Linked DNA regions of Homo sapiens: regions 1 and 3 are each linked to region 2. The links are chromatin loops, found by intact Hi-C in ENCODE. Cell type or tissue: tibial artery. All regions are shown on one strand. Each heading gives the region's core, and the rest is flanking DNA. Links, peaks and the distances in the headings are about the cores only.

Region 1 (10,253 bases), core at 1,407-9,406, 150 kb after region 2:
GAACAGAGGGAGTAGGAAAGGCCATCCCAGGAGGCCCAGCACCCCATGACCTGGCTCTGGGGCCTTGTGGGTTTATGGATTCCCAGTGCTGAGTCATCCCTCACAGGCTCTTGTGGGCACCTTGGACATTGCTCAGAAGCATCTGGTCCCCGGGAACACACCTTTTCCTGATCATCTGGGAAGGGCAGCTTGTGCCAGCGAGGCCACCTGTTCAGCGCCACGGCCCGCCAGACAGCTGCAGCCACAGCCTTGCCTTTGATCAGAGCAAACACCAGACATGTGTGTCATGCCCCCAACCCATCTCCAGGGGACACATGTCCTTTCTTGCCAGGCCTGAGATGAACAAGAGAGGGACAAGTCCCCAAGCCTCTCTCTCCTTCCCGCCTCACCCACTCCGCTGTTAGATTCTCAAGGTGGATGGTGGGCTAACTAGGGCAACCGACCATCCTGGTTTACCTAGAACTGAGGGGGCATTTTCAGGAATAAAACTGCAAAAGTCTGGAGCAAACAGGAGCAAGTTGGTCACTCTGGGGCTGGTGGAGTCAGGTTTCCTTCTGCAGGCCCCCTCCCCGCAAGCATGGGTGGAACCCAGGACAGGAACACAGAGCAGGCCCCAGGACCGGGCTTGTCACTTACAAGTCTTTTTTTTTTTTTTTTTTTTTTGAGATGGAGTCTTGCTCTGTCATCAGGGCTGGAGTACAGTGGTGCCATCTTAGCTCACTGCAACCTCTGCCTTCTGGGTTCAAGTGATCCCCCTGCCTCAGCCTCCTGAGTAGCTGGGACTACAGGTGGCACCACCACGCCCAGCTAATTTTTTGTATTTCTAGTAGAGATGAGATGGCCAGGCTGGTCTTGAACTCCTGACCTCAAGTGATCTGCCCGCCTTGGCCTCCCAAAGTGCTGGGATTACAGGCGTGAGCCACTGTGCCTGGCCCCACTCACAAGTCTTAAACCATGCCTCAGCACATCAATGCCATTTACAAAAAGGTAGAGGGATTTTTCCAGGCAAAAATAGATGAAAGACATAGGCTGATTGATCATGTCCTGCTTAAAAATAGATCTGATGCTATTAAGAATTGTGGGCTGGGAGCGGTGGCTCACGCCTGTAATCCCAGCACTTTGGGAGGCCGAGGCAGGCGGATCACGAGGTCAGGAGATCGAGACCATCCTGGCTAACACAGTGAAGCCCCGTCTCTACTAAAAAATACAAAAAAAATTAGCCAGGCATGGTGGCGGGCGCCTGTAGTCCCAGCTACTCGGGAGGCTGAGGCAGGAGAAGAATGGTGTGAACCTGGGAGGTGGAGCTTGCAGTGAGCCGAGATCACACCACTGCACTCCAGCCTGGGCGACAGAGTGAAACTCCATCTCAAAAAAAAAATAAATAAATAAATAAGAATTGTTAGTATTTTGCAGGTGTGACAAATGATTCTGTTTCTGTGGCAGAATGTTCTCAGGAGATCTCTTTTGAACTCTCATGGAAAGCATCATGCTGTTGGCAACATCACATTTATTTTTATTTATTTATTATTTTTTAGAGACAGGGTCTTGCTCTGTTGCCCAGGCTGGAGTGCAGTGGCACAATCACAGCTCACTGCAGCCTCAACCTCCTGGGCTCAAGCAATCCTCCTGCCTCAGCCTCCCAAAGTAGCTGGGACCACAGGCGTGAGCCACTGCACTCAGCCCAATGTACCTTCAATATTTACATTTCTGGCAAAGGTAGCAAAACCTTAACAAATTTTGAATCTAGATAATAAAATTATGAGGCTGGGTGCAGTGGCCCTGACAGGGATGGCTCACATCTGTAATCTCAACATTTTGGGAGGCCAAGGTAGGCGGATCACCTGAGGCCAGGAGTTTGAGACCAGCCTGGCCAACATGGTGTAACCCTGTCTCTAACAAAAATACAAAAAAATTAGCCAGACGTGGTGGTGCACGTCTGTCATCCCAGCTACTAGGGAGGCTGAGGCAGGAGAATTGCTTGAACCCGAGAGGCAGAGGTTGTGATGAGCCGAGATCGCGTCATTGCACTCCAGCCTGGGCAAAAGCAAGAGCGAAACTCTCTCTCAAAAAAATAAAAAAAAAATAAATTAATGAATTAATTAAAATAAAATAAAATAATGGATAGTCACTGTAAAGAAAAAATAAATGTATATATCAGCCAACAAGTGATGGAATAGAGCACCCCATCTCCCTGGCTGGACAGATACATCCCACAACACCTGGAAGGCGGCTCCATGTAGAACTTTCTGGACTGCTTGAGGTGCTGTGCTGGAGCACGGTGACAGAGGAGCTGGACCATGGACCTCCCCCGGCCCCCACCAAGGGCGAGGTCCCCCTGTGGTGGGTCTGAGGGAGGCATCCGTATGGCCTCTGCGGCTTGGGCAGGGAATTTGGGGTCCAAGTACTTGGTGCAAAGCCTGGAAAGAGGGTTTGGGTGCTGAGGGCATATCCCCTGGGCCACATGGGGGCAGAAGTGGGGCCCCCTGAAGCTTGGAGTCCTGGGCAGGGGCATCTATTTTGCTGTCTGAGGCCTTCAGTACTTGAAGCAAAATGGAGGCAGAATGTCCCACCTTAATGCCCCTGATTCCTCCAAACCAATTCCAGAGACAGCAAGGGCCAGAACAGGGATGGCCCTGCCCAGGGTCATGCAGCGAGGAAGTGGCCAGGCTGGGATCTGAACCCAGGCTAATCCCCTCCCTTGTCCTCCTCCAGGCCCTCACCCCTGCATAGAGCCCTCCAGCTCACTCATCCTCGGCCAGCTCCATCTCCTCAGCTTGTAAACGCCACGGGATTCTCCCTTCTTAAAAACAAAGGCCTGGCCAGGCACGGTGGCTCATGCCTGTACTTTGGGGTGGCTCCCAGCACTTTGGGAGGCCAAGGTGGGCGGATCATGAGGTCAAGAGATTGAGACCATCCTGGCCAGCATGGTGAAACCCTGTATCTACTGAAAAAAAAAAAATTAACTGGGCATGGTGGCTAGCTACTTAGGAGGCTGAGGCAGGAGAATCGCTTGAACCTGGGAGAAAGAGGTTGCAGTGAGCCAAGATCGCGCCACTCCACTCTAACCTGGCAACAGAACAAGACTCCGTCTCAAAAAACAAACAAACAAACAAATAAACAAAAAAAGGCGGAGCGCGATGGCTCGCGCCTGCAATCCCAGCACTTTGGGAGGCTGAGGCGGGCGGATCACTTGAGGTTAGGAGTTTGAGACCAGCTTGGCCAACATGGTGAAACCCCATCTCCACTAAAAGTACAAAAATCAGCCAGGTGTGGTGGTGGGTGCCTGTAATCCCAGCTACTCAGGAGGCTGAGGCAGGAGAATCGCTTGAACCCATGACCTGGAGGCTACAGTGAGCTGAGATTGCGCCACTGTACTCCAGCCTGGGCAACAAGACTCTGTCTCAAAAAAAAAAAAAAAAAAAAGACTGGCCCTTCCCCTTCAGCTCTTCCTCAGGGTCCCTGAGCACTCTACACCCCCGTCTACACTGAGCACTCCACCCTGCTGTCTACACTGAGCACTCCACCCTGCCATCTACACTGAGGACTCCACCCCACTGTCTACACTGGCTGCCTCCCGCCCTCACCTCCTGCTAAGGCCATTCCCCGCTGCATCTGTCTTCTAGATTCTGCAGCCTTCAGCACGCTGGGCCCCTCCTTTGTCCCCTTGAGCCACCTCCAGCCTCCCCCTGAGCTGCTACTCCTCTCCCAGCAGCCTCCACCCAAGCCCCTCCAGTCCCCAAGCTGTCCCTTGCATCCAGCACTGCCCTTCCACGTGCCCCTTCCCTCCAGCTTCACAGCAGGGTGGGGCCTCCAGGCCCTGCCCACTGTGCCCATCCACAAGTTGTGGTGGGAGCTCCGAGGGGAGGCAGGGGTGTGCATGGACTTGGGACGTCCAAGTCTGGGACCAGGGGCAGCTGGTTGGTGGAGTGTGGAGGGGGATAGGGACTTTCAGGTAGAGAGGCTGTAGGGGCAAGATCGGGACGGCGGATGTCCCTAAGGAGGGCTCTGACCTGGGAAATATTGTGCAGCTTCCTCTTTGCCATTCCTGGAGCTCAGACACTGGCCGGCTCTCACCCCGCCCTTCCTGCAGGACACAGCTCCATCCCAGTGAGTTCCTAGTGTAGACATCTCCAGCAGCACGGATGGGAAAGGAAGTCATCAAAGGTGCCCAGGACCGGAGGCTTTTTCTGGAGGTGGCAGAGGAGGGTGTGGGTCTCAGGGCTCTGGCTGAGGGCAAGCGTGGGAGGTCTTAGGTCTGCACCAGCCCCGTGAAGGCCCCTCCTGCTCCCTGGTGGAGTCCTAGAGGGAACAGCAGCCCCTAGGCTCTAGCAGGAGTGGGTAGGGGCTTTTCTGGCTTCCTACTGTGCCAGCAGGATAGCTGGGCCTGGCACTGAGCCCAAAGATCACATGCCGGGGCATTGGCGCAGTGAGGAACAGACCCTCGCCAAAGCTGGCAAAGAAGACCCCATGGGGTGCAGCTGGTGAAGCTGAGAGCTCAATGTTTGGGGGAGCCTGGCAAAAGGGGTCCTCCCCTCCCTCTGCAGGCCAGGATCGCAGGTTTTCCCTACATGTTGGTAATTCTCAAACAATCCCATGGCCACTGGAGCAAAGATCACAGTGGGCGGCGGCCTCGGGAGCAGTGGACAGGGCACGCAGTGCCTTTGATGCCAGAGCCCTCGCCCCAAAGTCAACAAACTCTGCAGCGGACTTTGCACCCGGACTTTGTTTTCACCATACAAGGAAAGGGACAGATCACAGGCCCTCTCGCTGCCCTCGCTGAGCCGGAAGCTGCAGCGTGAGCTCTCTCAAGCCCCATTTCTAGGTTCCCCAGGCGCACCCCTGAGCCCCTACTCGCCTATTAAGTTCTCCTAATAGCCCTTCAAGGTCTTAATGTATGTCCATTAGACAGAGGGGAAAACTGAGGCGAGGGCAAGTGACTTGACCGAGGTTCCTCGGCGAGCAGGGCGTGGAGCTGAGAACCTCGTTATTACTGCTCCCCACACAACCCTCTGGCCGTTCTTGGAAGAGGCTGAGCCCGGGAGGGCCAGAGTGACCCAGACACCATGGGCCGCCTGCGGTAACACGTGCGGCCACGAGGGGGCAGCAGCGTCCCGCCCGGCCGGGCTCTCTCCGGCGCTCAGTATCCGTCCCAGGCCAAGAAGAAGAAACTCGGGGAGGAGGGCGGAGGGGGCTGCGTGGGAGGACGTGGAAGATGGACGTGGCCAGGGGAGTGGCAGCTGCACACACTGGATGCTGTTAAGATGAAGGGAAAGAACGTGGGCTCCGAGATCACTGGACACGGTTCCACCCTTCTTCCCGCTCACTGCATGGCCCTGGGCGGGTTGTTGAACCCTTGGAAACCTGTTTTTCCTTTTTTCCTTTTTTTTTGAGACAGGGTCTTGCTCTGTGGCCCAGACTGGAGTGCCGTGGCACGATCTTGGCTCACTGCTGCCTCCCAGGTTCAAGTGATCCTCCCAGCTCAGCCTCCTGCGTAGCTGGGACCCCAGGTATGTGTCACCACAGCCGGCTAATTTTTGTATTTTTTTGTAGAGACGGGATTTCGCCGTATTGCCCAGGCTGGTCTCAAACTCCTGAGTTCACCGGATCTTCCTGCCTCAGCCTCCCAAAGTGCTGGGATTACTGGCATGAGCCACCGCACCCAGCAGAGACCTCAGTTTTCTAACCTGTGCCAGCAGGAATAATGATAGCTGCCTAGCTTGGCTGTGCTGGGAATTAAGTAAGATGACCGGGTAGCAAATATGAAGTATTACTGGACACAGAGGGCCCCAGGCTGGGTTAGCAGCGGTGGTCAGGGCTGCTGCTTCCTGGCCTGAGCTCGAAGGAGGGCCCTCATTACCACCTGGGTGAGTCCTCGTCCAAGCCTGGCACTGCTGCGTGGGAATAACTTCTGCCACCCAAGTTGGCAGATTGTGTGCAAAGTTAAGTCCTGACTCTGTGGGGTGGACTTCGAGGCCTCTTCATCGGACCTGCTTCCGGTGACTGCATTCGCACCTCCTCCTGTTCCTGGTTTAACACAGCCCAGCTTTCCTCCTGCTGAGCCCTCCCTGGGCCTGCTGTCACCCTCGTGCCGCTGTGCCTCGCAGTGCCACTCCCTGTACCCTGAATACTTTGCCCTGCCTCTCCACCCAGCTGAGAGTCAGGGCCCCTGTGAGGCTCTGCCCAGCCCGTCCTCCGGGTTTCTGCCTCTGCTGAGCACTTCCCTGCATGATTGCTTCTGAGAGTCCCCCCAGCCTGTGAGCTTCTCAGGACTGGGACAGCTTCTCAGGACCGAGGCTTCCTGGTCTGCTTGCAATTTTACAGGCGGGCACATTTTCCCTTGGCCAACATCAGAGACTGGACATCTGCAGATCTGTGCTAGCCACTGAGCACCCAGGCACCCCAGCAGGTAGCTCTGTAACCAACCCATTCTGTAAAGCTGAGGCTCAGAGAGGTGAAGCGCCTGGCCTGGGGCCACAGCCTGCGTCAGCTGCAGAGCCAGGAGCTGAGATATGCACCTGCGGCTCTGCTCACAGGGTCCTGCACAGACTGCTGCTGGAGCCACCTATGTAGAGTCAAGAGAGTTCATGTTAACTCCCTCTCACATCCCTCAGCCAGGGTGGGGGCTGACGATAGACACTCAGGGATGGCCTACCCTCCCCAACAACCCCCGTCAGGTTTGCCGGATCTCCTTGGAAGAAAAGTTCTGGGCAGAATTCCACCGTTGGCCTGGCCTACACTCTCCTTAGTGGCTTAGGACCCTCAGCGGTGGATAAGTTGTGGGCAGAAGAGATGCAATCAGGATTCTCACCCACTCACCCCTTGCCAGCCCCAATAAGCTCAATAAGCTGGGCTCGGTCTGAGGAAGTGTCCAGGAAATGTGCAAATGGCCTGGGACAGCCCTGTGTTCCTTTCAGTAAGGTTGCTGAAGGTGAGGCTGAAAGTTGGAGAAACAGAAGCCAGTGCTTATGGTTTTAATTAAGATAATGGAATGTATGTATGTATGTATGTATGTATTTATGTATTTATCTTTAGAGATAGAGTCTCACTCTGTTGCCCAGGCTGGAATGCGGTGACACAATCATAGCTCCTTGCAGCCTCGACTTCCTATGCCCAAATGATCCTCCTACCTCAGCCTCCTGAGTAGCTGGGACTACAGACACACGCCAACTATACCTAGCTAATTTTTATTTCTATTTTTTGTGGAGACTGGGTTCTCACTTTGTTGCCCAGGCTGGTCTTGAACCCCTAGCTTCAAGCAATCCTCCTGCCTCAGCCTCCCAAAGTGGAGGGATTACAGGTGTGAGCCACCACACCTGGCCTGGAATTTATTTGTATTCTGCTTATAAAATTAATACATTCTTATTGCAGAAAAGTTTGAAAATAAAAGAAAGGACAAAGAACAAAAAGCGTATATAATTTCACAGCTCAGATCTCACTGCTATTAACATTTTTATTTACTTTCAGGCTTTTTTCTTTCTAGGTACATATGCAGAGATTATTTTATTTTATTTATTTTATTTTATATTTTATTTTATATTTTTTATTTCATTATTTTATTTTATTTTATTTTATTATTTTTAGAGACAGGGCCTCACTCTGTCACCCAGGCTGGAGTACAATGGAGTGATCATAGCTCACTGCAGCCTCAAACACCTGGGCTCAAGCAATCCCCCCACTCAGCCTTCTGAGTAGTTGGGACTAAAGTGTGAGTCTGGCTAATTTTTTTTACTTTTTGTATTGACAGAGGTCTCACTATGTTGCCCAGGCTGATCTCAAACTCCTGGGTTCAAGCGATCCTCCCACCTTGGACTCCCAAAGTGCTGGGATTACAGGCATGAGCCACCATGCCTGGCCTAAAATGCCACTTTTTGTCATTTACTAAAATCCCATGGACACTTTGACATGTCTGTATTCTATGCTATTGATCTGACTGTTGGCATCTACATCATTATGGCCATCTATCATCTATCATAATCCATTTTAACATTAAAATTGTGCTGCTGCTTAGAATTTTTCTGGCCTGTCTCCTATTTGTATTCTTCCAGATAAATTTTAGAATCATTTTATCAAATTCCCCTTGCAGAAAAAGCCCTATTGGATTTTGGTTGAAAAATACTGAATTTTTACATTAACTTAGGAAAGGGCTGGGCACGGTGGCTCACGCCTGTAATCCCTACACTTTTCGAGGCCAAGGCAGGTGGATCACTTGAGGTTGGGAGTTTGAGACCAGCCTGGCCAACATGGTGAAACTCGGTCTTTACTAAAAATACAAGAATTGCCAGGCGCAGTGGCTCACCTGTAATCCCAGCACTTTGGGAGGCCGAGGTGGGTGGATCACGAGGTCAGGAGATAGAGACCATCCTGGCTAACACGGTGCAACCCCGTCTCTCCTAAAAATACAAAAAATTAGCCAGGCGTGGTGGTGGGCGCCTGTGGTCTCAGCTACTTAGGAGGCTGAGGCAGGAGAATGGTGTGAACCCAGGAGGCGGAGCTTGCAGTGAGCCAAGATCGCGCCACTGCACTCCAGCCTGGGCGACAGAGTGAGACTCCATCTCAAAAAAAAATAATAATAATAATACAAAAATTAGCCGGGGGTCGTGGCGTGCACCTATAATCCCAGTTACTTGGGAGGCTGAGGCAGGAGAATCGCTTGAATCCAGGAGGTGGAGGTTGCAATGAGCAGAGATCGTGCCACTGTACTCCAGCCTGGGTGACAGAGTGACACTCTGTGAAAAAAAAAAAAAAATTCTGAAGGATTGAGACTCTTAGACTCTTAGGTCTTCCTATCCAAGAGCACAATATAGCTTTTCATGTATTCAAGCCTTTTTCAATGCATCAACAGAATTTTACAGTTTTTTTCATGATATCCTGCTATTTCTTATAAAATGTATTCCTAGATATTCTGCATGTTTTCCGGTTGTTTGTTAATAAATATTTTTCATTTGTCATTATTTCCTAATTGGCTGTTATTTGTATATATGACATCTGTTGAATTTTTTGATTACTTTGAAAATGGCCATTCTTTTGTGTTTTTTTTTAACTTTCTATTTTGAGATAATTTTGACTTACAGAAGATTTGCAAAAATAGTACAGAGAGTTCCTGTTTCCCCCTTATGTTAACCCAGTTTCTCCTTATGTTAACATCTTACATAACTACAGAACAATTGTCAAATCTAAGAATCAACCTGGGCACAATGCTATTAACTAAACTGCAGAAGCTGTTCAGATCTCACCAGTTCTTCTACTGCTCCCCTTTTCTCTTCCAGTGTTCAATCCGGAATCCTACATTATATTTAGTTGTCATTTCTCTTTGGTGTCTTCCAATCTGTGACAGTTCCTCAGTCTTTCTTTGTCTTTCATGACTTTCATTTTTTTATACTTTTGAAAAATACTGGCCGGTTGTTTTGTAGAACGCCCTCAGTTTGGGTTTGCCTGAAGTTTTTTGTGATTAGATCGAGGTCATGCATTATTGGAGAGGGTGCCACCGCCTCGATGTGCAAGCTCAATGCATCATATCAGAGGGTTTGTAATGTCAGTTTATACCGCCGGAGACCCTAACCTGGAGCATTTCGTGAAGGTGCTGTCTGCCAGGATTCTCCACTAGAAAGTTACTATTTTTCCCTTTTTAATTACTGAATGTCTGAGGGGAAATACTTTGAGACTATGCAAATATCCTGTTTCTGCTTTAACTTCGGCTCACTAAGTTTAGCATTCATCTATGGATCTCGCTTATAGCAAGTATTACTGTGGAGTTCTAATGGTAATTTTCTGTTTCTCTCATTCCTTCAACCTTTATTAATATGCTTCTTCCTCACTTATTCATTTTGTTTCAGTTGTTTATACCAACATGGATTTGTGGATATTGGTTTTATTCTTTGGGTTGCAATTGAATCCTATCATTATTTTGTTAGTCAGTTGTTCCATCCGACCTTGGTCATTAGGAGCCCTTGAAATTTGGCTCCCATGCCTTTTTTTTTTTTTTTGAGACCGAGTCTCACTCTGTCACCCAGGTTTGAGTGCAGTGGCATGATCTTGGCTTCCTGCAACCTCCGCCTCCCAGGTTCAAGCAATTCTCCTGCCTCAGCCTCCTGAGTAGCTGGTATTATAGGCGCTCCACCACCTTGCCCGGCTAATTTTTTGTATTTTTAGTAGAGATGGGGTTTTATTATGTTGGCCAGGCTGGTCTCAAACTCCTGACCTCAGGTGATCTGCCCGCCTCGGCCTCCCAAAGTGCTGGGACTACAGGCGTGAGC
Region 2 (10,253 bases), core at 947-8,946:
TGTTATTTTAATTTTTTTGAGATGGAGTCTGGCTCTGTCGCCAAGGCTGGAGTGCAGTGGTGCAACCTCGGCTCGCTGCAACCTATGCCTCCCAGGTTCAAGTGATTTTCCTGCCTCAGCCTCCCGAGTGGCTGACATTAGAGGCACCCGCCACCACGCCCGGCTAATTTTTATATTTTTTCAGTAGAGATGGGGTTTCACCATGTTGGCCAGGCTGGTCTCGAACTCCTGATCTCAGGCCTTCCAAAGTGCTGGGATTACAGGCGTAAGCCACCGTGCCCGGCCTGTTCAGGTTTTGGATTTCTTCATGGTTCAATCTTGATAGGTTGTATGTGTCTAGAAATTTACCCAGTTCTTCTAGGTTTTCCAGTTCATTAGCATATAGTTGCACATAGTTGCCTCTAATGATCCTTTGAATTTCTGTGGTATCAGTGGTAATGTCTCCTTTTTAATCTCGGATTTTATTTATTTGGGTCTTCTCTCTTTTTTTCTTAATCTGGCTAAAGGTTTGTTGATTTTGTTTATCTTTTCGAAAAAACTTTTTGTATCATTTTGCATTGTTTCCTTCATTTCCATTTCATTTATTTCTGCTCTGGTCTTTGCTTTTTTGAGACAGAATCTCACTCCAGTTACCCAGCTAGAGTGCAGGGTGCATTCATGACTCGCTGCAGCCTCCACTTCCTGGGCTCAAGTGATTCTCCCACCTCAGCCTCCCAAGTAGCTGGGGCTACAGGCACACACACATCACCACATCCAGCCTATTTTTTTTTTTTCATATTTTTAGGAGAGATGGGGTTTTGCCATGTTGGCCAGACTGGTCTCAAACTCCTGAGCAGGTAGGAGTTGAGCCACTGTGCCCATGAGCCTGGCCTGTTCTGATCTTTATTATTTCTTTTCTTCTACTAATTTTGTGTTTGTTTTTCTCGTTTTTCTTTTCTTTTCTTTTTTTTTTTATGACAGGGTCTCGCTCTGTCACCCAGGCTGGAGTGCAGTGGCACCATCCTGGCTCACTGCAACCTCCACTTCCCGGATTCAAGCAATTCTCCTGCCTCAGCCTCCCAAGTAGCTGGGGCTACAGGCACACATCACTACTTCCAGCCTTTTTCTTTTTTTTGTTTTTTTGTATTTTTAGGAGAGATGGGGTTTTGCCATGTCGGTCAAGCTGGTCTGAAACTCCTGGCCTCAGGTGATCTGCCAGTCAGGCCTCCCAAAGGGCTGGGATTACAGGTGTGAGCCACCACACCTGGCCTAGTGTGTTTTTATAGGTAAAGTGTGTTTCTTGTATGCAAGAGATGGTTGGGTCTTGTTTTTTGATCCATTCATCCACTCTTTTTTTTCTTAAGACAGGATCTCACTCTGTCGCCCAGGTGGGAGTGCAGTGGCTCCATCTTGGCTCACAGCAACCTCCGCTTCCCAGCCTCCAGTGATTCTCCTGCCTCAGCCTCACAAGTAGCTGGGATTACAGGTGCGTGCCACTACCGCCTGGCTAATTTTTGTATTTTTAGTACAGATGGGGTTTCACCTTGTTGGCCAGGCTGGTCTTAAAACTCGTGACATCAAATGATCCATCCGCCTCAGCCTCCCAAAGCGTTGGAATTACAGGCGTGAGCCACCGCTCCTGGCCCACTCTTTTGATTGCAGAGCTTAGCCTATTTACAGTCAATGTTATTATTGATAAGTGGGGACTTACTCCTGCCATTTTGTTGTTTTCTGTTTGTTTTGGGTCTTCCATCCCTTCTTTTAGTGAAAGTGATATTTGTATTTTGTATTGCTTTTTTTTTTTTTTTTTTTGAGACAGAGTCTTGCTCTGTTGCCCAGGCTGGAGTGCAGTGGCACAATCTCGGCTCACTGCAGCCTCCGCCTCCCAGGTTCAAGCAATTCTCCTGCCTCAGCCTCCCAAGTAGCTGGGATTACAGGCGTGCACCACCACGCCCGGCTAGTTTTTGTATTTTAGTAGTTGAGGTTTTGCCATGTTGGCCAGGCCGGTCTCAAACTCCTGGCCTCAAGTGATCCACCTGCCTCAGCCTCCCAAAGTGCTGGGATTACAGGCATGAGCCACCGTACCCAGCCTATATTTTGATTATTAAATGCACTGTCACCCAGCAACAAGCTTGACTGTTTTCTGACCTCCCTCCACCATGCTGAGGGAAGTCAGGCCCTTCTCCACTGATGCGATGTGCATTTTCTCCCTTCCCTCTGAAGACGGCTGTTCCCGCCTGGCCTTCAGGACACGAGAACAGCTCAGCTTCCCCACCGAAAATGCCTAGATTACTGTCTCCTTCCACGGACTGGGGACCCTGCAGAGGCAGTGACCAGGCCTTGTCTGTCTTCTCCAGCACCGCAGGGATGGGCCCACAGCAGGCGTCAGGTGTGGCTTGCTGACTGTTCCTGTGAGGACCCAGGGATTCCCTCCCTGCCAGGGGCACGTGGTGTGGCAGAGTGGGCTCAGCAGCCCCATCCAGCGAGTCAACACGCAGTCATGGGGCTCCTTGCCCTCAGGAAGAGCAGCAGCCTTGGGCTGGCACAGAGAGGTCAGATGGAAGCCAACACAGGTTCAGAAGAGCCCAGAGCCCAGGCATATATTCTGCAGGGCCCAGTGAAAAATGAAGGCACAGTCCCCTTCTTAAAAGTGACTAAGAGTCAGCTGGGTACAGTGGCTCATGCCTATAATCCCAGCACTTTGGGAGGCCGAGGTGGGCGGATCACGAGGTCAAGAGATCGAGATCATCCTGGCCAACATGGTGAAACCCCATCTCTACTAAAAATACAAAAATTAGCTGGGCGGGTGTGGTGGCGCGCACCTGTAGTCCCAGCTACTCGGGAGGCTGAGGCAGGAGACTCACTTGAACCTGGGAGTCGGAGCTTGCAGTGAGCTGAGATTGTACCACTGCACTCCAGCCTGGATGACAGAGAAAGACTCCGTCTCAAAAAAAAAAAAAAAAAAAAAAAGACTAAGAATCTGAGGAAGACGAACAGCAACAGCGTGATGAAGCCCAGGGCCCTTTCTGACGGCACAGGCCACACGCACATAAAGCCGGCCCGGCCTGCAGCTCAGGGATGCATCCCAGGGGAGATATCCACCTCTGCCCAAGGCCCCAGCCCTTCCCTGCAGGAGCCGGACAGAGGGACGCCCGGGTGCAGGAGGACTCTCATGGTGGTCCGGGGGTCGGCATTCCCTCCACGGGGACACACAACTCAAATGCACACAGGGCACGAAAGAATGGCAGTTCTGTTTTACAAAATTAAGTTTATAAATATTTCTCCACTGTACAAAGTTCTCCCAGCCCTGCCCACCCCATCACAGTTCACATTTCTCATGTTTTTAAAATCCCAATTATATTTATTTTTTAAATCATAAAATATATTTTTTTCTTTGTTCATATTTAAAACTATTTACAGGGGCACAGAGAAGCCAGAGTGGCCCGGCCGAGGTCAGGATGAGTCCGTGCAGGGGGACGGAGGGGGCGGGAAGAGATGGAAGTAGCTCCTCTCGGTGGCGGGCGAGGGCGGGCAGCTGTCCTCCGCCGACAGGTACTGGCTGTGGGGCGTGGGTGGGGGTGGATAGGGGTCTGAGTCCGAGTTCAAATCCAGGTAGTACTTGCTGGCCTTCCAGCGGCTGGCGCTGTAGTCGCTGTCACACACGTCGGTGCTGCAGGGCGTCGTCGGGGGCGCCATTCCTCGAATGATGTAGGGCCTGAAAGGGACACACACAGAGGAGTGGGATTCGGTAGGCACATCCGCCCTGGTGGGCACAGCAGCCCCGGGGCTGTGAACGGGAAAGGCCTGTCCACTGGCCAGCTCCAGAAGATGCAGGCCGGACTCTGGACCCACCCCGCTGTGTCGCCAGGGCTCATCACTTACCCTCTCTGAGCCTCAATGGTCCCACCTCTACCATGGGCATGCCCGCACCTGCCCTGCAGCCTGCCAAGCCTGGGCCCTGGCAAGGCTGCCTCTAAGGAGAACGAGGCCTCTAGAGCCTGCTAGCTGACCTTGGCCAGGAACTTACTTGACCTCTTCGAGCTTTAGTTTCTCATTGATAAAAGTGGGGATGAAATAGTACCCATTTCGAAAGTGAAGGATACATGAGATTCTGCCTGGAAGGTGCTAGAAACAGTGTCCGACAAAACAGGAGACTGGACAACTGTTCACCTAACACTGTTACTGTAAATGTTGGCAACCGATAGGGTTTGGCTGTGTCCCCACCCAAATCTCATCTTGAATTGTACTCCCATAATTCCCACGTGCTGTGGGAGGGACCCAGTGGGAGATGATTGAATCATGGGGGTGGTTCCCCCCATACTGTTCTCGTGGTAGTGAATAAATCTCACTAGACTTGATGGTTTTACAAGGGGAAACCCCTTTCGCTTGGTTCTCATGCTGTCTGTTCCCTGAAGCCATGTAAGATGTGACTTGCTCCTCCTTGTCTTCTACCATGATTGTGAGGCCACCCCAGGCAGGTGGAACTGTGAGTCCGTTAAACCTCTTTCCTTTACAATTACCCAGTCTTGGGTATGTCTTTATTAGCAGCGTGAGAACAGGCTAATACAGCAACCAATGGGCCCGGAACACTTCCATCCTGAGTTCAAGCAACCTGACTCGCAAGATGGCTCCTGACCTCCCATCCTCCCAGAGGCTACCTGCACCCAACTGTGGCCCAGAAACGCCGCATCCCACTGTGTGAGTTCAGACTCGGAACTGTGGTGTGTTTAGGAGCCCCCGTCCTGTCACAGAGGGGCCTGCAATGGGTGGGAAGGTGCAGCCAACACCGGGTGTTGAGAAAAGTGCAGCAGGACAGGATACTCCTCTTGGGGCCCAGCTGCTGTGAGGTCAGACGGCGGGCGGGGGGAAGATGTGTCCGCGGTGGGCCCAGAGCAGGACGGGCATGAGCAAAGGCAGGAGGTGGGACGAGGAACTAGCGAGACTGGGCTGCCCAGTGTGGATGTGACCATTCTGGAGACAGTGGTCTGTAAGGCTGTGGGACAGACTGTGACAGTTTGATATAATACTGAGGCATCAGGGAGGTGGCCCGACCCGGAGTGGGGTGGAAATGGAGGCTGCAGTTCCGGCTCCCCAGCCAGGCCTGGGAGTTCGTGGAAATGGCCACTAGGTGGCAGGCGGCACCACACTCGGGAGGCCCTGCTGCTCCAGGGACCCAAGCAATGAGGAATGCGTGGTCCAGAGGTGTCCTGGCCCAGGCCCAGCCTATCCCACCCCTTCACCTGCGGGGGTGGGGCCTGGTGCGGCTGGCGGGTGGGCCACGTTGCCTGACACCACTGGGTTAAAGGTCAGGAGGCTCACCCTGCCCATCCCAGGCTCTGATCCAGCCCCTGCGGAGACCAGCACACCTGGGTCCCACCTCTCCACACTCTCAGTTGCCCCTCCCCAACCAGGGAGGTGGGGCCTGTGACCCCAACATGGGCAGCTCGGGGGGCTGGTGTCCAGCTGAGCAGCCCCGTTGGCTTCCCGGGCTCAAACAGGCCACTGTGGCAAGTGAGCAGCCCGGACCATCCTGGTGACGTCACACGATTAGGGGTCTACGGTGGGTGCTGCAGCAGCCTTCACAGACTTGTCCCATCCTAAGAGGACAGAGCCACCAAGAGGGGGCATCTCAATGGCTAGGTTTCCACAGCCGGACTCAAACACACAGTCAGACTCTGGAGCCCAAGCCCCCGGCCCCTCGACGCCACAGCCATTTCCCAGCTTAAAAGTAACCCCCATAGGAGCAACTTGAAGAGCAGCTCAGAACGTGGAGTTCTGCTGATTTCTGAACCCAACATGCAGTGCCCGCTGAGCTTGTCTGGGGAGGCAGCCTAGTGTGGTTGGCAGAGCAGAGGGAGGCAGGGCTGGGCCCGGCACCTGCCCACTAGCACCCAGAATACCTCCCCTCATCAGTGGCATGGGGATTAGGCCCCTCCACCACGGGCTGGCGGGAACCCAATGGCCATGGAGGGCTGCAGGGGATGTCCTACCTGTACGGTCTCGCAGTGGCCGGAATGTTTGAAGAGTAGAACATGTCCATGTTGTACAGGGAGGGGTCCGTGGCCGGGGAGGGCGGCGGGTTCAGGATCTGAGGAGAGCCAAGCCAGGGTGACTTAGAGCCTCGCCAGCCTGGGCATTCCTTCCTTCCTCCCACACCCCTCGGGCTTTCCTTGCAGAGAGGGCTTCTGGCCCCCCTGCTTCCCAGGACCCCTTCCTCTGGCCAGTTGGCAAAACCTGGGGACAGGAGGGGAGGCAGCAGCCACCTGCCCCGAAGGTCATCTCAGTGAAAGGCAAAGGGAACCCAGGCACTTTTGGCCCAGGTGCCCGCGCCCTTCCAAGTACCTGCCTTGTGACCAGATGCTGGGCTGTGAAGGCGGGGACAGGACTTCGGCCAGTTCCCTTTGTGGCTGGCCCCCAGCAGTAGGAGATGTCCCCACAGGCCCTGAGTGTCCTCCACACCAGTTAGCACCTCACCAGGCTCCTCAGGGACCTTCCCAGGAACTCTCCTTCTGACCTTTCCTCCTGCCCCTCCTCCCTCCATCACACACAGTCTAACTCCTGCAATGACGCCCTTGTTCCGAACACTCAGGGGCTCTGCGTCCCTGCTGAAGCCCTGACACAGAAGTCACCACGCTGAGGGAGGGGCCACAGTCCCACTCCAGACAAAGGCACCCCCTTCACAAGGGCCTGTGCTGGCACCAGCCCCAAAGCGGGGATAGTAAATAGACAAATTCACCACGTGAACGTGCCCCCCAGGTCCAGGCAGCACACAACCAGCCCTACAAAGGGAGGAAGGGACCAGGGGCCCTGGGCCCACACACCCACACAGGTCTGCACCTTCCACAAGTGCCACTGACGGCACCCCAACCCAACATGCAGCTTCCCAAAGGGTGTAGGGCTTATGTGGGTCTCCAAGGCCATCCTGGAAAGCATACAGCCAGATCCGAGCCCCTGCGGAATAATGGGAACAGAACTGTCAGTTATGCCCGAGGGACTCAGTTCTCTCAGGCCCCCTAGGGTGGTACAAGAACACTGCCTTTCACGCCAGACAGACCCGGGTGAAGTCCTGTTTTACCACCTTCTGGCTGCAGCAGGATCCCTGGGGAGGGAATTTACCTCAGCCTCAGTTTCTTCAACTTTAAAATGGGCTTGACCTAGCACTTTGGGAGGCCGAGGCGGGCGGATCACTTGAGGTCAGGAGTTCGAGACCAGCCTGGCCAACATGGTGAAACCTCATCTCTACTAAAAATATGAAAATTAGCCGGGTGTGGTGGCGGGCACCTGTAATCCCAGCTACTTGGGAGGCTGAGGTGGGAGAATCCCTTGAACCCTGGAGGCAGAGGCTGCAGTGGGTTGAGATCGCACCACTGCACTCCAGCCTGGGCAACAGAGTGAGACTCTGTCTCAAAAAATAAATTTAAAATTAAATAAAATAATAAAATAAAGTAATAAAATGGGCTCGAGAAGGCCTGCTTCCTGGGGCTATCCTGATGGCTGGTGAGTAGCCTCTGGGGAGTGGCCAGGCCCTTCCCCTGCCCTTTAGGAAGCCGCACTGGGCCCTGCTCTTTCTGGAGAGGGTCCTCTTTGGCCCAGAGAGCCAGTCTGGGTATTCCTCAGGATTTGACCCCAACGTTGAGAGGGCATGAGACTGGGGGCACTGGGGAAGATGCTTCAAAGCAGAGAGCAGGCAGGGAGGCAGCAGAGAGGGCTTCCTACAGCTGCCCAAGCCCCAGCCTATGGGGTCTGTTTCCACCTCTTCCCATGAACTTGACCAGGCCTGGTTTCTCTCCTACATCCCAAGGCAGTTTGAGATTCTGCCCAAATCTGCACTGGGCAGACTTCTGGCAAGATCCACCAGTGCAGCGCCTCGGCAATGTCTCAGATGTCCCGTGAACCACGGCCAGGCCCTATTCAAAGAGGACTGGATCTCGGCCCAGGGTGGGGGGTGGGGGGTGGGGGCTGGGGAGGCCACTCGGCTCATCTGCTATTCCTGCGTTGTTGTTGTTTTGACTGAGTCTCGCTCTTGTTGCCCAGGCTGGAGTACAATGGCATGATCTCGGCTCACTACAACCTCTGCCTCCCAGGTTCAAGTGATTCTCCAGCCTCAGACTCCCGAGAAGCTGGGATTACAGGCATGCGCCACCACACCCAGCTAATTTTTTTGTATTTTTAGTAGAGATGGGGTTTCACTATGTTGGCCAGGCTGGTCTCGAACTCCTGACCTCAGGTGATCCACCCGCCTTGGTCTCCCAAAGTGCTGGGATGACAGGTGTGAGCCACCATGCCTGGCCTATTCCTGCATTCTTAGAGTTCTCTGTACATCTCACTGTTCAATTTCTGCTATTCCAGTCCCTGGTAATAAGCCTGTAGACGGAACTTTCTCTGTTCAAATTCTCATAGAGTTTCTGCCTCCTGATAGACCCCGACTAATTCACGCCACCCATAAGCCATCAGCCAAGAAACAAGCTGGATGCCCACCTTGCTCATCAAATCTAATTACATCCCAGAAGAATTAAAGATGTGAACGTAAAACGAAAGGAGGAGGACGTTAAGAAAGAGAGTGTGGGCTGGGCATGGTGGCTCACGTCTGTAATCCCAGCACTTTGGGAGGCCGAGGTGGGTGGATCACCTGAGGTCGCGAGTTCGAGACCAGCCTGACCAACATGGAGAAACCCCCGTCTCTACTAAAAGTACAAAATTAGCCAGGCATGGTGGTGCATGCCTATAATCCCAGCTACTCGGGAAGGTAAGGCAGGAGAATCACTCCAACCCGGGAGGCGGAGGTTACAGTGAGCTGAGATTGCGCCACTGCACTCCAGCCTGGGCAACAGGAGCAAAACTCTGTCTCAAAAAAAAAAGAGAGAGAGTGTGAAAATAAGTTGTTTTTTATGATCAGAGCAGGGAAGGCCTTTCTGAACATAACCAAAAAAAAAAAAAATATATATATATATATATATATATATATATATATATATATATGCCATAAAAGAGGAGATTGATAATTTCTTTTCTTTTCTTTTTTTTTTTTTTTTTTGAGACAGAGTCTCGCTCTGTCGCCCAGGCTGGAGTGCAATGGCGCGATCTCGGCTCACTGCAACCTCCGCCTCCCATGTTCAAGCAATTCTCATGCTTCAGACTCCCAAGTAGCTGGGATCACCATACCCGGCTAATTTTTAAATTTTTACTAGAGACGGGGTTTCTCCATGTTGGCCAGGCTGGTCTCAAACTCCCGGCCTCAAGTGATCCGCTCATCTCAGCCTCCTAAAGTGCTGAGATTACAGCTGCAAGCCATCACGCTGGGCCCAAAGGTTCTTAAACACACAAAATGATGCTTACATCATTCATGATAAAATAAATATAAATGAAGATCTTAACATGATACCATTTTTACTCTATATTAGACAGGTGGAGAGAAAGGGTGCCAGGGACCGTTTTGCCAGTGTGGCCCTCTGCTGAGAAAAGATGGACTGTCCCTTTCAGAGGGCCACTTGGCAGGAGTGGTTGAAACAGCCAAGGTTCAACCGCAGCAGGAGAGAGGACCATGATGCCCTCCAGTGGGGGCCCAGCCACGCCTGACAAGGAGTGCTGTTCAGCCACCAAGAATGTGACGGCTGTGTCCTCAAAACAGAACAAACTTCAGGGTGCGGGGGAAGCAGAGTAGAAGGTGGTTGTGAGTTGGATGGCCTGGCCCCACTGCCTACCAACCGAACGACCCAGGCCAGTGGTTCATGCTCAGTTCTTCAGCCTCCTTGTTGCAAAATGAGGAAAACAATAGCACCTCCTCCCGGAGATGGGTTACGGTAGAGCTCTAGGCAGGGTGCACACGGCAGCTGGGAGCCTCCGAAATGCTCAGAACAGCAGCTTTTATACATCGTTAGCAGCAAAAGGCAAGGCTCAATGTTGACTCTTCAGATGCTATCTTTCGGGCTTACGAAAACACATATGTCAGCCCAGGCGCAGTGGCTCATGCCTGTAATCCTACCACTTTGGGAGGCTGAGGCAGGAGGATCACTTTAGCTCAGGAGTTCAAGACTAGCCCAGGAAATTTAGTGAGGCCTCACCTCCACAAAAAATTTAAAAATTAGCCTGGCATGATGGTGCACACCTGCCATCTGAGCTACTTGAGGGGACTGAGGCAGGAGAATCGCTTGAGCCCAGGAGTTTGAGGCTGCAGTGAGCTGTGATTGTGCCACTGCACTCCCACTGGGTGACAGAGGAAGTTTGTCTCAAGAACAAACAAAAAACACTTATGTCAATCTGAATAAGGTGAAAGA
Region 3 (10,253 bases), core at 707-8,706, 190 kb after region 2:
CTATGGAAGTCACAACAGAGGACACAAGCAGGACAGATGTGAGTGAACCAGCAACTTCAGGAGGTGCAGCTGATGGTGTGACCTCCATTGCTCCCACGGCTGTGGCCTCCAGTACGACTGCGGCCTCCATTACGACTGCGGCCTCCAGTATGACTGTGGCCTCCAGTGCTCCCACGACTGCAGCCTCCAGTACAACTGTGGCCTCCATTGCTCCCACGACTGCAGCCTCCAGTATGACTGCGGCCTCCAGCACTCCCATGACACTTGCACTCCCCGCGCCCACGTCCACTTCCACAGGGCGGACCCCGTCCACTACCGCCACTGGGCATCCATCTCTCAGCACAGCCCTCGCACAAGTGCCAAAGAGCAGCGCGTTGCCAAGAACAGCAACCCTGGCCACATTGGCCACACGTGCTCAGACTGTAGCGACCACAGCAAACACAAGCAGCCCCATGAGCACTCGTCCAAGTCCTTCCAAGCACATGCCCAGTGACACCGCGGCAAGCCCTGTACCCCCTATGCGTCCCCAAGCACAAGGTCCCATTAGCCAGGTGTCAGTGGACCAGCCTGTGGTTAACACAACAAATAAATCCACACCCATGCCCTCAAACACAACCCCAGAGCCCGCCCCCACCCCCACAGTGGTGACCACCACCAAGGCACAAGCCAGGGAGCCAACTGCCAGCCCAGTGCCAGTACCTCACACCAGCCCAATCCCTGAGATGGAGGCCATGTCCCCCACGACACAGCCAAGCCCCATGCCATATACCCAGAGGGCCGCTGGGCCAGGCACATCCCAGGCACCGGAGCAGGTAGAGACTGAAGCCACACCAGGTACTGATTCCACTGGGCCAACACCCAGGAGCTCAGGGGGCACTAAGATGCCAGCCACGGACTCGTGCCAGCCCAGCACCCAAGGCCAGTACATGGTGGTCACCACTGAGCCCCTCACCCAGGCCGTGGTAGACAAAACTCTCCTTCTGGTGGTGCTGTTACTCGGGGTGACCCTTTTCATCACAGTCTTGGTTTTGTTTGCCCTGCAGGCCTATGAGAGCTACAAGAAGAAGGACTACACCCAGGTGGACTACTTAATCAACGGGATGTATGCGGACTCAGAAATGTGAGGGGGGCGGGGGCCTGGCGGGAGGCCTGGCCCCTTCCTCGTCCTTTCCTTTTGCCTTTGAGACCAAACCAAGTGCTTCCAAATTCTTTTGGTGCAATTGAGGAGATATGCCAGATGCTTAAACACATTTAATTGCTGTCAGATTAATTCCATGATCACTAAAGAGTTGCTGCTTTTTTCATATTTATTTTTGTAAATGATTCTGTGCCCAGGAGCAGCTGGGGGTTCCACCTCAGGGTGGGGCGGGCAGGACCCCGTCTCCCCAGGTGTCGGAGCCTGACCTGAATTAAAGTACTGACTGCTCGCCACAATCGTGTGGGTGCATCCTGCTCCTTGGGGAGCCTTGCTTTCTGCCGTGCACGTGGCAGGGTTTTGTTCTGTGAATGTGCACCATCACTCCGCACCCTGGAGGTTGACTGTGTCGTTGCCACTGACTTGGGTTTCTCCCTGGTACCCACGCCCGCCCTGGTGCTTGCTGGGAGGCTCCTGGGCCCCAGAGGAGGCCACAGCCAGCATCTTTAATCCTTTTTCTGACCTGTTCGATGAACCTCCTGGAGCCAGCCTTAGGGGTGAAGGAGCTAAATTCAACACATCACCCCCGTGGTGTGGCCAGCTCGGCCTGAACCTGCGCAGAACAGAATCTGATCCTGCCCTGCTCATGAGGTGGGGTCACTATTGCTAGTCCTGAATAGTGCAAGTCCCTTGCTCCAGGTAACCCAGGACCCCAGGGCCAGTCCTGGGATTCGACCCCGGAGCCTGCTCCTTAGGCCAGTTCCCCTGGATTCCAGGCTCCCATCCTGAACATCCAGCCAGCACTTGCTCTGTGCTTGTTACATGCCTGCCCTGTCCCTGTGCTGTGTGAATGTGACTTGCTGTGTGAGTGTAACCTGCTGTGTATGACCTGCTGTGTGAGTGTAACCTACTGTGTGTAACCTGTGTGTGACCCGCTGCGTGTGTGTGATCTGTGCGTGTGTAATGTGCTGTGCGTGTGTAACTTGCTGCGTGAGTGCAACCCACTGTGTGTGTGTAACCTGCTGCACATGTGTGACCTGCTGCATTGCCTCAGCCCCAGGAGATCAGCATCACAATCTCCATTTTGAAGACGGGACCACTGAGGCACAGAGCAAAGTCACTCCTGGAGGCCCAGAGTCAGGATTGAGCCCTGGTCCTAGAGTCCCAGCTGTTTGTTTAACTAGGTTCCTTTGCCACCTGCCCAGCCTGAGCTTGGCCTTTGGTCCTTCATCTGCCCACCTGCCCAAGGCAGCAAGAGCTGATGGGCCACACGTGGCCAGGGCATCTTGTAAGGCCATGTTCTCAGGCCAGGTCTGCGGCTGCTGAGACCTGGAGCAAGCTATAGAGTGTTCTGGAGCTCGGCTTCTTCCTCTGGGAAATGGGGAGAGACAGAGCAGCATCTGCTGTAAACATGGCAGCATGGGGCCCCACCCAAAAGTGGTTGTGGAGTTGGCTGTGGCTTCTCAACCACCTGGCGCTGAGGCAGAGCTGATCTTTGTCCGGAATCTCCTGTCTCCCACTCACCAAGATCTCCCTGGGCTAGGTTTGGGTGGCCAGCTTCTTATTTAAGTTCATCTCCAAAAAGGATGTCAAAGGGCCTGGGATAAAAGGCTAAGACGGTAACTCCCAAACCATTTGAAGTAACTTCAAAGCCGAGGCTGGGAAAATATGGAGTGGGGAGAATGGGTCAGAAGCTGCCCCCCAGTCCTCTCCTCCTGTCTTCTCCCTCACTGCACCCCGGCTTCCCCAGCCTTTTCTTTCTCATTGTCACGTCCTGCTGGCCCCTTCCCCTCTCCCAGCCTTCACTGCCTGAGTCAGGCCTTCTGGACTGACAGCCACACTCCACAGAGCTTGTGCCTGACTGTCTCCTTTCCTGGCCATCACACATCGGAGTCGCATCTGCATGCTTAACTACAGGCACTGGCGCTGGCTGGGAAGGTGGTTGGTTCCAGCCCCTGGCTTGTCTCCCTTGCCATCTTGAGCTCTAGGCCAGCTCGCAGCATTGTCCTTGAATCTGACAAGACACCGTCTGCCCGGAATGGGCAGCTCTGCCCACCATGGGTAGACAATCGGAGCTGTGGAGGATGCCCTTTCCTCTGCCTGACTTCACCCCAGTGGCCCAGGCGAGGACCAGCCTGCTAAGGGTCAGCTCTCCACCCTGGCTCATTGAGCCTCCCCTGGGAGAGCCAGAACCCTGGGCCTGTGTGAGCTGTGGCTTGGGGGGTGTTCTCATAGACTGTGGGCACCTCGTTCCTTTCTGGGGAGGTAGGATGAAGAGTAACCTGCAGTGCTGGCCTTCAGCTTGTGACTAACGGCCTCTGCCTGGCACCCCTACATCCAGGGAGTGGGCCACAGGGATCTGCAGAGTCAGCCAGTCAGTCCCCCTGCCCCAGCCAGGGCCCCCAATTTTTTTTTGACAGAATCTCACTCTGTCACCCAGGCTGGAGTGCAGTGACACGATCTCGGCTGAGTGCAGCCTCTACCTCCTGGGTTCAAACGATTCTCCTGCTTCAGCCTCCCGAGTAGCTGGGATTACAGGTGCATGCCACCATGCCTGGCTAATTTTTGTATTTTTAGTAGAGATGGGATTTTGCCATGTTGGCCAGGCTGCTCTCAAACTCCTGATCTCAAGTGAACCACCCTCCTCGGCCTCCACTGGGATTCCAGGCATGAGCCATCGCACCCAGTCTCCGAATTCTTTTATCCTCTGAGAGCATTGGTCACACTCTCCCCCTCCATCCTTGGGGGTCCTATTCCAAACCCCCTGCCATTGTTCTCTCTTGGATGGCGTTCCTCCTGGACCACAGGTGCCTCAAACTCAGCATCCAAGGCCAACCTCAGCATCGGCCCCCAGGAGTGTGTTTGGCCCCAGGGGTCCTCCCTGTACCTAATGGCATCCCCACGTGGGCTAACAGATTTAGAAACCTGTGCTTCCCCCTGAGTCCAACTGGCCATCCTAAAGGTTTCAGTACTCCGGCCGCTTCCCCTGTCCTGACCCCAGCTGCTGCCCGGCCTTGGGCCCACCACCAACTGCCTGCCCACTCTGCTCCCAGACAGCCTGGCTCATCCGTTCTCCACCCTGCGGCAAGGGACCCGTCAAAACACAAATCTAACCACACCCGTCCCTGCCGAAAGCCCCAAGCTCCTCTGCCCAGCACTACAGGCCCAATGCAGCCCCCTGTGGTGAGTCCCAGCCAAACAGAGCTCAAGGCGCCCCCGTCGCAGACCTGTCCAAATCCAGGGGCTCCGGGCTTTCTTCTCCCTGCCTTGGAGGACACGAGACTGCAAGATAAGCCAGGTGCCATCCTGGCCTACACAAAGTCCCATTCAACTCACTTTATCAGGTGCCTAGTGAGCACCTACTGTTTGCCAGCCCAATGGGGATTCAGAGATGACGTGGCCCAGGAGCCCCCGGTGCGGTGGGTGAGACCTGCCTTGTGAGGAACACAATGAAGGTGAGGGGTGGGCTCAGAGAAGGTGCCTCCTCCACCCTGGGGAGCTCAGAGAGCTCAGAGCCCCCCTCAGGCTTTCTGTTCCTGCGGCAGGGGCAGTGGCTCATCCGGGGCCTAGCACAGCACTGACACACAGGAGGTACAAAGTCCCTAACTGATGGGTGAGAGTCCACACAGAAGGTGCCAGAAGGCCAAACAGAAGTGAGAGTCCAATTCGGGGCTTGGCCCCAAAAGGAGCTCTCGTCCCTTCACAGTGAGGAAACCAAGGCACAGAAAGGCCAGGTTGCTTGGCCGAGGTCATCCACCAAGCAAATGGCAGCACAGCATTCACACTGGATCTGTCTGCAAATGTTGGGCGTGGCTCAGGAGCACACGATGGCCACAGGGAGCAGAGGCTCCTCCAAAGCCGTGAGAGCTGAGCATTCACACCGGATCTGTCTGCAAATGTTGGGCGTGGCTGAGCACACCACGGCCGTAGGGAGCAGAGGCTCCTCCAAAGCCTTGAGAGCCCCGGCAGGGCATGGCCTCGAGCTCGACAGGGCATGGCCTCGAGCCAGCCAGTTTCTCTAGGAGCAGGGCCGCATCTCTTGGTAGAGGAAGTCCAAGGGCTCCCCCTGGCGGGCAAGGCTCCCTCCTAGCCTTCTTGTTTTTTGTTTTTTTGAGACAGAGTTTCATTCTTGTTGCCCAGGCTGGAGTGCATCTTGGCTCACTGCAGCCTCTGCCTCCCGGGTTTAAGCGATTCTCAGCCTCCTGAGTAGCTGGCATTATAGGCGCCTGCCACTACGCCCAGCTAAGTTTTTGTATTTTACTAGAGACGGGGTTTCACCATGTTGGCCGGACCGGTCTGGAACTCCTGACCTCAAGGTGATCCTCCTGCCTCGGCCTCCCAAAGTGCTGGGATTACAGGTGTGAGCCACCACGTCCTGCCCCTCCCAGCCTATTTCACCAGCCCTGGTGCTGGCCTTGGCTAGAGACACCATCCCACCCTCCGGCCCCCTGCGCCTACCATTCCATGTTTGCAGGTGGAAACCCCTTAGCCCGCTCCCCTGACAGCAGGGAGTCTTGCCGTTACCCCACACCAGAGAACTCTGGCCCTCTTCGATTGTTCCAGGCCAGGGGGGCTCGGCTTCCACTATGGGATGGATTGTTCTAGGTGGTATTAGGTCATTTGCGCCTGTAACTGTCTCCCACCAGAAGGAATCCACGAGTTCAGGGAGAATGCAATGAACTCACAGGCAGCCCCCCGGGCCTCGGTCCCAAAACCCACCAGCTGGGTCAGTTGGGACAAACCACGACCATACTCAGCCACAATTTCCGTATCTACAGCTTTGCTTCAAGATCCAGCGCAGTGGCTGACACAAGCCGATACTTTTTAGAATATGGACTACGTTCGACTACGTTGAATTCTCTGTGATGGTCTTCCTGCTCCCCGCCCCAGCCCTACTCATCCTCCACACAGCAGCCGGAGGATATTTTAAAAACACAACTCAGCTCCTAATACTCCCCTGCACAGCAATCCCCGATGGCCTCCTGCTGTGAGCAGGAAACAAAATCCAAACATTTGCAGTAAAAACACAGATGAAAAATCAGGGAGATGCGGGATCCAGGCAGAGAGGCCAGCAATGCGGAGCCCCCAGGACAGATCCAAGGCCACAAGTGTGAGGAGAGAAGGGCCCTGGGGAGAGTGAAAGAGACAGGCCGGTCCCAGGGGACAGCGGCGGGGGAGGAGCGGGAGAGCCCAGGAATGCACAGGGAGTCACGTTATCCAGTTCAGAGTTTAAAAGATGACTCTGTTGCTTGAGGCTGAAGTCATAGGCTGTCTGAGGTGTGCTTTAAAATGCTTCCACATCAGGAGAAGGGGGCAAGAGAATCGTGCCACAAGACACATGTGGCTGCCATCCATCCAGCATGGCTGATGGCTTCATGGAAGTGGGGGGTCTGTTTCCCACTCTCTCCATGTTTGTGTGTGTTTAGAAATTTCCATCATCAAAAGTTAAAAGAGGCCAGGCTTGGTGGCTCATGCCTGTCATCCCAGCACTTTGGGAGGCCGAGTTGAGTGGATCATTTGAGGTCAGGAGTTTGAGACCAGCCTGGCCAACATGGCAAAACCCCATCTCTACTAAAAATCCAAAAATTAGCTGGGTGTGGTGGCAGGTAGGTGCCTGTAATCCCAGCTACTCAGGAGGCTGAGGCAGGAGAATTTCTTGAACCCAGGAGGTGGAGGTTGCAGTGAGCCGAGATTGCGCCACCGCACTCCAGCCTGGGTGATAGAGTGAGACTCCGTCTCAAAAAACCCAAAAGTTAAAAGAAAAAGTGAATGGAAGGGAGGGAGGAGGGGAGGAAGAGTTTCAACTTCTATCTCATAAGTACACGATCACTTTGGCTGCAGATAGAGAGGCCTGGCTGGCTCGGTCATCCGCGGAGTGAGGAGGCTGGCTTGGACCAGGGTGTGTTCACACAGATGGACAGAAACCGAGGACCCTAGGGGCCACTTTGGAGGCTGAGTCAGCAGAACGTGCACTGCTTCCTTATGTACGATCCACGTGCCCACGGCAGGAGCCGGGGTGACCCCTGCATTTTTGGTTTGAGAAGGTGGAATGGTGGAGGGATCGTTTCTCGGGGGGAGGGAAAGGGTGAACCTTTATTCCCAGTGCTTCACACGTGAATTCATTTCATCCTCACCACAGCCCTGCGAGATAGTATGTCATCATCATCAGCCCCCCGTTTAGAGGGGAAACTAAGGCCTGGGGAATTCATGAACCTGCCCACCGTTACACATGTCACATTGCTGGTAGGTGACCCCAGCTTCTATGCTTTTACCACTAGACCATACTGCCTCTTTTTTTTGTTTGTTTGAGACAGAGTCTCACTTTGTCACCCAGGCTAGAATGCAGTGTCATAATCTTGGCTCACTGCAACCTCTGCCTCCTGGGATCAAGCAATTCTCCTGCCTCAGCCTCCAGAGTAGCTGAGACCACAGGCGCCTGCCACCATGCCCCCTTAATTTTTGTATTTTTAGTAGAGACAGGGTTTCACCATGTTGGCCAGGCTGGCCTCAAACTCCCGACCACAAGTGATCTGCCCGCCTCAGCCTCCCAAAGTGCTGGGATTACAGGTGTGAGCCACTGTGCCCGGCCTATACTGTCTCTTGATAAGGGGGTACAGAAGGATTTGGAGAGAAGGTGGCCCAGAAATCAAGAGTCCTGCTGTGGGTTGTGAAGGCAGAGATGCCTATTGGATGCCAGGCAGACACTGGCCGTGAGTCTGAAGCACAGGGAAGGTCCCCACAGGACTGGTAGAGTGCTTCACCGCCTCCCCACGTGGCGGGAACCATTTCTAAGCCCACTTTCAGATGAGGAAATAGACAACAGGGGAGGTAGGTGACTTGCCCAAGGTCACACACAAGGTAAGGGGTGGGCCCAGTCCACCTGACTCCTGAACCCCAACTTCACCAGTGCTGCGTGCTCCGGGCACACGCTGAATGTACTTGAAGCACAAGATGAGCCCCGCTGGGCAATCTGGACTTCAGAGTGAAAAACTCACTGTCTTTTATGAGCCAGGGCCCACGGCAGGGGCCTGGTCCCGCTTTGCTGACTGTAGAGATGCCCGCTTGGACAGGACACAGCAGGAGGGCAGCAGGCACGAAGACGTCAGGTGAGCAGAGAGAACCACGGAGTGGCGCCAGGCGGGTAGGCCCAGCACATGAGATTCCGGGGGCCCTATACGTGGAAATGCATGAAGAAGGAAGACTCCACCCCAGCCTCTGGCCTTTCTCCTGAATCTCTGGGAGACCCCCCAACTCAGCATCTGAAAGATCCAGAGAACAGGTCCACGAACACGGAGCAGCTCTTTGTCTTGGGGAGCCTGTGGCTACAAGGAACAGAAACCTCAGGCCGTCCCAAGACGGGGATTTGCTGCAAAGACAGAATGAGAGCCGGGCCTCCTGGGGGCCGTGCGTCTGCTCCTCTCCTTCCCTCTGCTCTCTGCCCATCTCTGCTCCTCTCTGCAGAGGACCTACCTCCCGAAGCTGTTAGGCTCTGCTTTCCCCAAGGGGCTCTGATTGTAACCTTGGCTCCAACAGCAGCCCATTTAAGCTGCCTGTCCAACGCCCAGGTCCTCTGTGATCCAGTCCACTGTAGCCACAAGGCTGTCCCTAGTGGGCTGTCACAGCCCAGCTGTTCAGAAAGGGTTGTGGGCCAGGCGCAGTGGCTCAGCCTGTAATCCTAGCACTTTGGAGGCGAGGCAGAGGTTAGTTCAAGCCCAGGAATTCAAGACCAGCCTGGGCAACATAGCAAGACCCCATCCCTACAAAAAATAAAAACTAGCCAGGCATGGTGGCACATGCCTGTACTCCCAGTTCCTCGGGAGGATAAGGCAGGAGGATGGCTTGAGCCCAGCAGGTTGAGGCTGCAGTGAGCTATGATCCCACCACTGCACTCTAGCCTGGGTGACAGAGAAGACCCTGTCTCAAAAAAAAGGGGAGGATGTGGACAGAGAAGGAAGGATGTGCATAGCTTGGGATCTGTGCCAGGCCCTGGGCTGAGCTCTGGGACACAAAGATGCAAAGGAAATGCTTCCTGCCTTCCAGGAGTTACAGTGGGGAAATCAGATGGTGACAGTGACAGGCAGTCAACAGGGACAGGAAAAATGGCGCTCTAAGGCCCCACTCGGGAGCTTCACTCTGCAGGGCAATTGGCAGTGGCATTAAAGCTAAAGATGCAGCCGGGTGCGGTGGCTCACACCTGTAATCCCAGCACTTTGGGAGGCCGAGGTGGGCGGATCACCTGAGGTCAGTAGTTTGAGACCAGCCTGGCCAACATGGTGAAACCCCATCTCTACTAAAAACACAAAAAAATTTAGCCGTGCATGGTAGCAGGCATCTATAGTCCCAGCTACTCTGGAGGGTGAGGCACAAGCATCACTTGAATCCGGGAGGTGGAGCTTGTAGTGAGCCGAGATCACACCACTGCACTCCAGCCTGGGTGACAGAACAAGACTCCGTCTCAATTAAAAACAAAACAAAACAAAAAGACTAAAGATGCAATCACACATCTTGGTTTCTTCCTTATGAAAGCACACATGGAGGCACTAAGGAGAACATCATGGGCCACATTATTTGTGATGGCAAAACATTTTAAAGCTCCAAATCATCTTCAATGGTGCTTATACAAAGTACTGAACAACAGTTCAGAGGAATGAGCTAGAGCTCCATGTAACAGAATTAGTAGTTTTCAGCCAGGCACGGTGGCTCACGCCTATAATCCCAGCACTTTGGGAGGCCGAGGTGGGTGGATCACCTGAGGTCGGGAGTTGAAGACCAGCCTAGCTAACATGGCAAAACTTCGTCTCTACTAAAAATACAAAAATTAGCCGGGCATGGTTGTGGGCACCTGTAGTCCCAGCTACTTGGGAGGCTGAGGCAGGAGAATGGCATGAACCCGGGAGGCAGAGCTTGCAGTGAGCTGGGATCACGCCACTGCACTCCAGCCTGGGTGACAGAGCAAGACTCCATCTCCAAAAAAAAAAAATTAGTAGTTTTCCAAGACATACTATTGAGCAAAGAAAAAGAAAAGTTGCTGATAGTACCGTACAATACTGCTTGCATTAGTTACCTATTGCAGTACAATATTACCACAAATTTAGCCATTCAAAAAACAGCCCACAGC

The links. Hi-C counts contacts between places; a loop is a spot of excess contacts. Peaks named below come from ENCODE experiments on the same cell type or tissue, not always from the same donor. Only the 100,000 strongest peaks of a DNase experiment are listed, where the experiment ranks them.
Region 1: a loop joins it to region 2, with 2.5 times the contacts of the local background. A loop is called at or near these places in 33 of 110 quality-filtered maps.
Region 3: it touches region 2 in a loop (5-fold over the local background); 96 of 110 quality-filtered maps call a loop at or near these places.

The regions. Positions count from the first base shown.
Region 1 is chr11:68,292,756-68,303,008 of GRCh38, reverse strand. It overlaps a transcript of LRP5 not described here. Among named protein-coding and RNA genes, the nearest start is that of LRP5, 15 kb to the left of the region's middle. RefSeq lists enhancers at 2,024-2,771, 3,521-4,268. In tibial artery, for the core only: a CTCF peak has its summit at 5,079 (motif pointing right); no DNase peak of the experiment used is centred there.
Region 2 is chr11:68,442,250-68,452,502 of GRCh38, reverse strand. LRP5 (LDL receptor related protein 5) reads right to left here. Exons shown (of 23, transcript NM_002335.4): 22 at 5,970-6,067; 23 at 3,228-3,694. The coding sequence ends at 3,433. Among named protein-coding and RNA genes, the nearest start is that of PPP6R3, 13 kb to the left of the region's middle. RefSeq lists enhancers at 4,316-4,919, 4,920-5,524, 5,525-6,128 and a silencer at 5,183-5,252. In tibial artery, for the core only: a CTCF peak has its summit at 5,100 (motif pointing right); no DNase peak of the experiment used is centred there; H3K27ac peaks cover 666 bases.
Region 3 is chr11:68,252,516-68,262,768 of GRCh38, reverse strand. It overlaps C11orf24 (chromosome 11 open reading frame 24), which reads left to right. Exons shown (of 4, transcript NM_022338.4): 4 at 1-1,431. The coding sequence ends at 1,124. Among named protein-coding and RNA genes, the nearest start is that of C11orf24, 14 kb to the left of the region's middle. RefSeq lists a silencer at 1. In tibial artery, for the core only: a CTCF peak has its summit at 5,195 (motif pointing left); a DNase peak (open chromatin) is centred at 5,208; H3K4me3 peaks cover 400 bases; H3K27ac peaks cover 3,103 bases.